2 separate regions of the Homo sapiens genome follow, and region 2 is linked to region 1. Evidence: read pairs that join two places in POLR2A ChIA-PET (ENCODE). Cell type or tissue: OCI-LY7. All regions are shown on one strand.

The links. Peaks named below come from ENCODE experiments on the same cell type or tissue, not always from the same donor. Only the 100,000 strongest peaks of a DNase experiment are listed, where the experiment ranks them.
Region 2: POLR2A ChIA-PET joins it to region 1 with 12 read pairs; 2 of 35 experiments call an interaction of 5 or more read pairs at or near these places.

Annotation. Positions count from the first base shown.
Region 1 is chr10:50,361,421-50,363,920 of GRCh38, forward strand. The region is part of intron 6 of SGMS1 (sphingomyelin synthase 1); the gene reads right to left. Among named protein-coding and RNA genes, the nearest start is that of ASAH2, 110 kb to the left of the region's middle. RefSeq lists an enhancer at 1,472-1,541. In OCI-LY7, no CTCF peak of the experiment used is centred here; DNase peaks (open chromatin) are centred at 421, 721, 1,401 and 1,941; H3K4me3 peaks cover 2,062 bases; H3K27ac peaks cover 2,500 bases.
Region 2 is chr10:50,652,299-50,654,798 of GRCh38, forward strand. No RefSeq gene overlaps it. Among named protein-coding and RNA genes, the nearest start is that of SGMS1-AS1, 29 kb to the left of the region's middle. In OCI-LY7, a CTCF peak has its summit at 1,079 (motif pointing left); DNase peaks (open chromatin) are centred at 1,113 and 2,210; H3K4me3 peaks cover 2,314 bases; H3K27ac peaks cover 2,500 bases.

The DNA of each region.
Region 1 (2,500 bases):
CAGAACCCAGGCACATTAAATCAACCTGGATCACAGAGAATATGCAGTCGTCAGGACTGTGGCAAACAGGATAGGGCAAGCCATACCTAGTGCAGTTAAAGTTCAATTTTTTAAGGGGCAAAAATAAACAAAAAACATGCAAGCTGAATCTGGCCCACGGGATTGCCCCTTGCAACTTCACTTGCTCTCTCATTCATTATATCTAATCATGAATTCCTGGAGATCCTATCTTGAAGGCTCTCTCAAACTGTTCCCTTTTCCCTATTCCCATTTGCTTCTGCTTTAGTTTCTGCCTCCAGCCTGGCTCAACTGCAACCCTCTGCCACACTACCATGAGATCTAGTTCATAATCTGATCTCTTCACTTGAGGCTTAAGCTCCCCACAGCTCTCAAGATGATGTTCAGATGCCTTGACTTAGCTCCAAGGCCTTCCATGACACGGCCTATTTATTTACCTGTATTTTTCAGCCTTGCCCTACAAGCTCTGGGCCTGTATCATATCCATACTCAAGTGTTCCAGTAGATTCCCACACAAACCAGTCATTTCATACCTTGCAAGTTGTTCCTTCTGCCTGGAATATTCTTCCTACCTTATACCTTCCTTTGTCCTTTCATTTGCTTTGGAATCTCTAGAGCCTAATGCATAGTACACACTTAATAGATGTTTCCTGAATACCTAATTAAATGAGAATGCAAAGGAGATGACTTATGGTTCCAGAACATGGACCCAGTGATGCGTATCTCCTTTATATATCAAGCACATAAAAATCTACATAAAATATAACTGCTGACATTTTAATACCATAATCAGTTTCAAAATAAAGAAAAAGAATTTCTCATGTGTCAAAAGAAGAAAAATCTCAAATTCAGAGTAGAAAAGATACAAGTTAACACTTATATCCCACAGGGATATCAGACTTGGACTCTAGCTGCTAGGGGTTGGGGACTTAAGATCCCAGCCAGGGCAGAGGACTGAAACTTAGACCTTGAATAAAGCAAGAATCTCTCTAAGACCAGAAAAACTGGATCCATGAAACTGACACACAATGATACAGAGTCCAGATTTATACTATCTGCGTAGTGTGAAATTTCCAAGCCAAGAAATTAAGGTAAATATAAAAGAAAAATAAATATAAATAGCTCCTTAAAGGCGCTTCAAAAAGCAATGGTTCATAGGACTCCCATGGAAAAAGTAATCTTTGCTGAGGATGAGCAAATAATTGAAAATTATGAATCACACAAGGAAATGATCCACCATGAGGGAGATTTGCCAGGTGTGACAAACAGGAAGTTTACCAAACCATGAATTTGATCATATAAAACAGGTTTGAAGAGGCTATGAAATAAAGAATTGAAACCACAATGTAAAAACAAGACATGATTTTTTTCTTAAAGATAGATGTGTTTAAAGAAGGTACGGAGAAACCCTAGGTTCTCTCCTCTGGCCTGTGACCCACTGATACTTCAGGAGGAAAGAAGAGAGAGCAACATGTTAAAAGCAGATCAAAAGAGGAAGTGAAATCAGCAAAAAAATAAAGTATATAAATATAAAGACAACTGACAAATTTTGTCAAGCCCCAAGGATCTCAACAATCTAGCACCCACATCTTTTTTGGGGGGTGAAAAGGGAAATAAAAAACTGAATCCAGTTAATTGAAAGATGAATCAGATTTCCAAAAAGGTATTTCACTGGACATATACATTCTATCTCACTGTCTCCAAAAACTCCTCTGAAATGGTAGTAAAAAGATTTTCTTTTTTAAAAAAAGGGACAAGAAATCAAAACAGTCGAAGAGAACAGAAGAGAAGAGAACAGAAGAGGAGAAAACAGGGACACGATTTCGGAAGTTGGGAAGCACATGAATCAGTGGTGACGGATCTGGCAGGCCCAAAACAAGGAGCCCTAAGCCAGCAAAGGGGAAAGAAGCATTCTGATTTACATAACACTAAATATTTCCTCTAGCCTTAAAAGTATGAGGAATTGGTGGCATCAAGTACCTTGGAAATGGTGTGAAAGTGGAGTTAAAAGACCACTTAATAAGTTTCTCTAGATTCTCACTTTGTACAGCTGAGCAACTGCCTCTTCCCCACACCATAGAATACTGAAGTTTATCCTCTGGAAAAGAGACATGGAGAGTTTCTAGAGTAGTGGACATTAAACACAGTTGAAAGCAGTGGTATCTGACTAAAAACAAGGGACAAAGTGAAAGTTGCAAAAAGATTAAGTAGGATCTGCCCTTGCCTTTTACCTTCTTAGGCACCCAGAATAACTTGCAGGTTAATGATCAGATGAATTTTTTTCTAGAAATACCCAAGATTTTAAGAAAAAAGACTTAAGGATACTGATCATCTTACACTGAAACCATATAAACAAGCTCACCTCATGCAAAGAGTTTCCAAACAGTTTTATTTGTGCCTACTTTAAAATATGAAAAAAAATCACCAGGTATCTGAAGAAACTCTCTAATAAATATAAAAGCCAGAGATGAAGATAAAAAAC
Region 2 (2,500 bases), 290 kb after region 1:
CTGGTGGCTGGAAATTCTCAGTCATTTCTAAAAATAAACAGAAATTTATTTTCTCACAATTTAGGATTAGAGTCAAGGATAATGAGTATTGCGTCTGATGAAAATATGTGTTGGTTCCCACATTTTACCACTACCGGCACAGCTACGTTTTTAGTCCTTTTATATTTAGCAATTTCAATGGACTGAATTGTGTCCTGTTAAAATTCATGTGTTGAAACCCTAATTCCCAAGGTGACTGCATTTGGAGATAGGGCCTTTAAGAGGCCATTAAGATTTAAATAAGTCATAAGAGTAAGGCTCTAATTTGATAGGATTGGTAATCTTGTAAGAAGTGTCAGAGAGCGAGGCAGGATAGGGGAGAAAGAGGAAGACAGAAAGAGAAGGGGATAGAGAGAGAGAGAGAGATCTCTTCCCACCCTTTGAGAACACAGTGAGAAGGCAGCCATCTGCAAGCCAGGGAAAGAGTCCTCACCTGACACTGCTGCCAGACCTTGCTCTTGGACTTTCCAGCTTCAAGAACCATGAAAAAAAATAAATGTCTATTGTTTACGTTACTCCATCTATAGTATTTTGTTATGGCAGCCCTAGCACACTAAGACAATGACCTTTTAATGACTTATTGACTTATTTCCTGCCTGTGTAATATTATTCATATTACTATGGCTCTTATATACAATTAGGTATATACTTAAACCTTAGTATATTTATAGAAACAGACAAAGCATTAACAGTGCATTTCTGAAGATGTTTTTCAGATGCACTATCACGCAAGCACACAAGACAGCAGGTGATAGTGCCAGCAATTACTGCAGGATTGACTCCAAATCCCATCATCCTGGGAGGAACTGGCAAGAGAAGATCATGAAACTTGTCAATAGCATTGCTACTATACGAAATAAGAATGACCCAGATAGTTGATGAAACCAAGATTAGGATTTGCTGTAAACACTAGTGTCTGTACATATATTAATGTCTGAGGAGATAGGGTTGGAATTTTACAAATCATATTCGTTCAGAATTGTAAACATACAAAACGATTTTCCTGCTCTCTACTGGAGCAGCACCATCTGCTGGACCCACTCAAAATGCAAATTCTCCAACCCTGATGGAACTAAGCAAAGTCAGCAGCCTCCTCTACCTGCTCCTTTTCTGGACCCTAACATCCCCCTTCTTGTTTCCTGACACTGGCTGACACTTCCTTCCTGTGCTCATAAATATAGATTAGCTATTTATATTTCTTGTTTCCATTATGTTTCCTGCAGCTTTGTTCCCCGTGTATAATGTATGTTAGGAGAATGAATGTGAGGAATCTCTGTCAGGAGGTTTTTAATAAAAAAGGTCGTCTTTAATTTTGCAGAGAAGAACCTTGAAAGGGGAAGCTATTTCAAGGGTGTAGTCCTCCTTAAGCTCAGTTCTTTTCCCAAATACAGTGTGTGTGTGTGTGTGTGTGTGTGTGTGTGTGTGTGTGTTATCACTTGCCTAGTTTCCTGTCTCTATTTCTAACCTGTTGACCTCTAAGCTCCAAATTTCCCTCCTCCGACCTTTTCCTCTTTCCTCTTTCTCCTTTCTGGCTCCGCAGACTCTGAGGCTAAACCTGTTCTTAGCCAGAAGATGTGTAACAAGCTCCACACTCAATGCTAATCTATTGCTGATTCAGCCCTTGCCTTTACCCTGGTTCTAGCAGATTCTTACTGAACGCACTTCCCATACTCAACCCTCAGTTCCCTTAGTGAACTTTGCCTGTTTAACCTAATGCCTGAGTGCCTTCCTTAATTATCTGCCCAGATCCTCCATTTTTTTGTGGCTCTCATGGGGGAAAATGTTGGGAGAACAATTTGAATAAAAGAACATGCCAAGATTGCTGGGAGATGGTTGAAAAAAAATCAGTGATGGTGTGTAACACCATAACACAGCATTGAACTCCCTGGAGAGCCAACTCCAAGATGGAGACCAATGTGTAGGAGGTTTATTAGGGTGTTCCCATGTGGTCAACACCCATGGAAAGAAAGCAGGATGGAGCAGAGCTAGTAGTTGAACTGCAGCACAGCCTCAAAGCCTCAGGCGATCCTTCAGGGAGTTCTAAAAATAAGATAACCCTTCCAAGGTGACTTGACTGGGGACAAGAGAGGTCTCAACCTTCATACCTCTTGTCGATCAGCCACTGGCTGTGGGCCTCCAGCAGGGGCTGTGACCTCAGGCAAAGAGTCTATCTGCAACTAAGGCAGGGGCTGTGACCTCAGGCAAAGAGTCTATCTGCAACTAAGGCAATGCCCCAACGGAAGTGACCCAGAGAGCTATCATCTAGCAGCAAGGAAAGTAAGTCCTCAGGAGACTTGGTCTTTCCTAAAGGAGAATAAGTCTTTCCTGAAGAGACATCTGGGCAGTGCATCCCAGTGTTCCCTACCCTTATGTCATCTCACCTCCAGGAAGTACCATTACTTCCTCTGCCTAGTACACAACATATTTTATTTTTCATCTCACTCTCAATCTGGAAGTGATT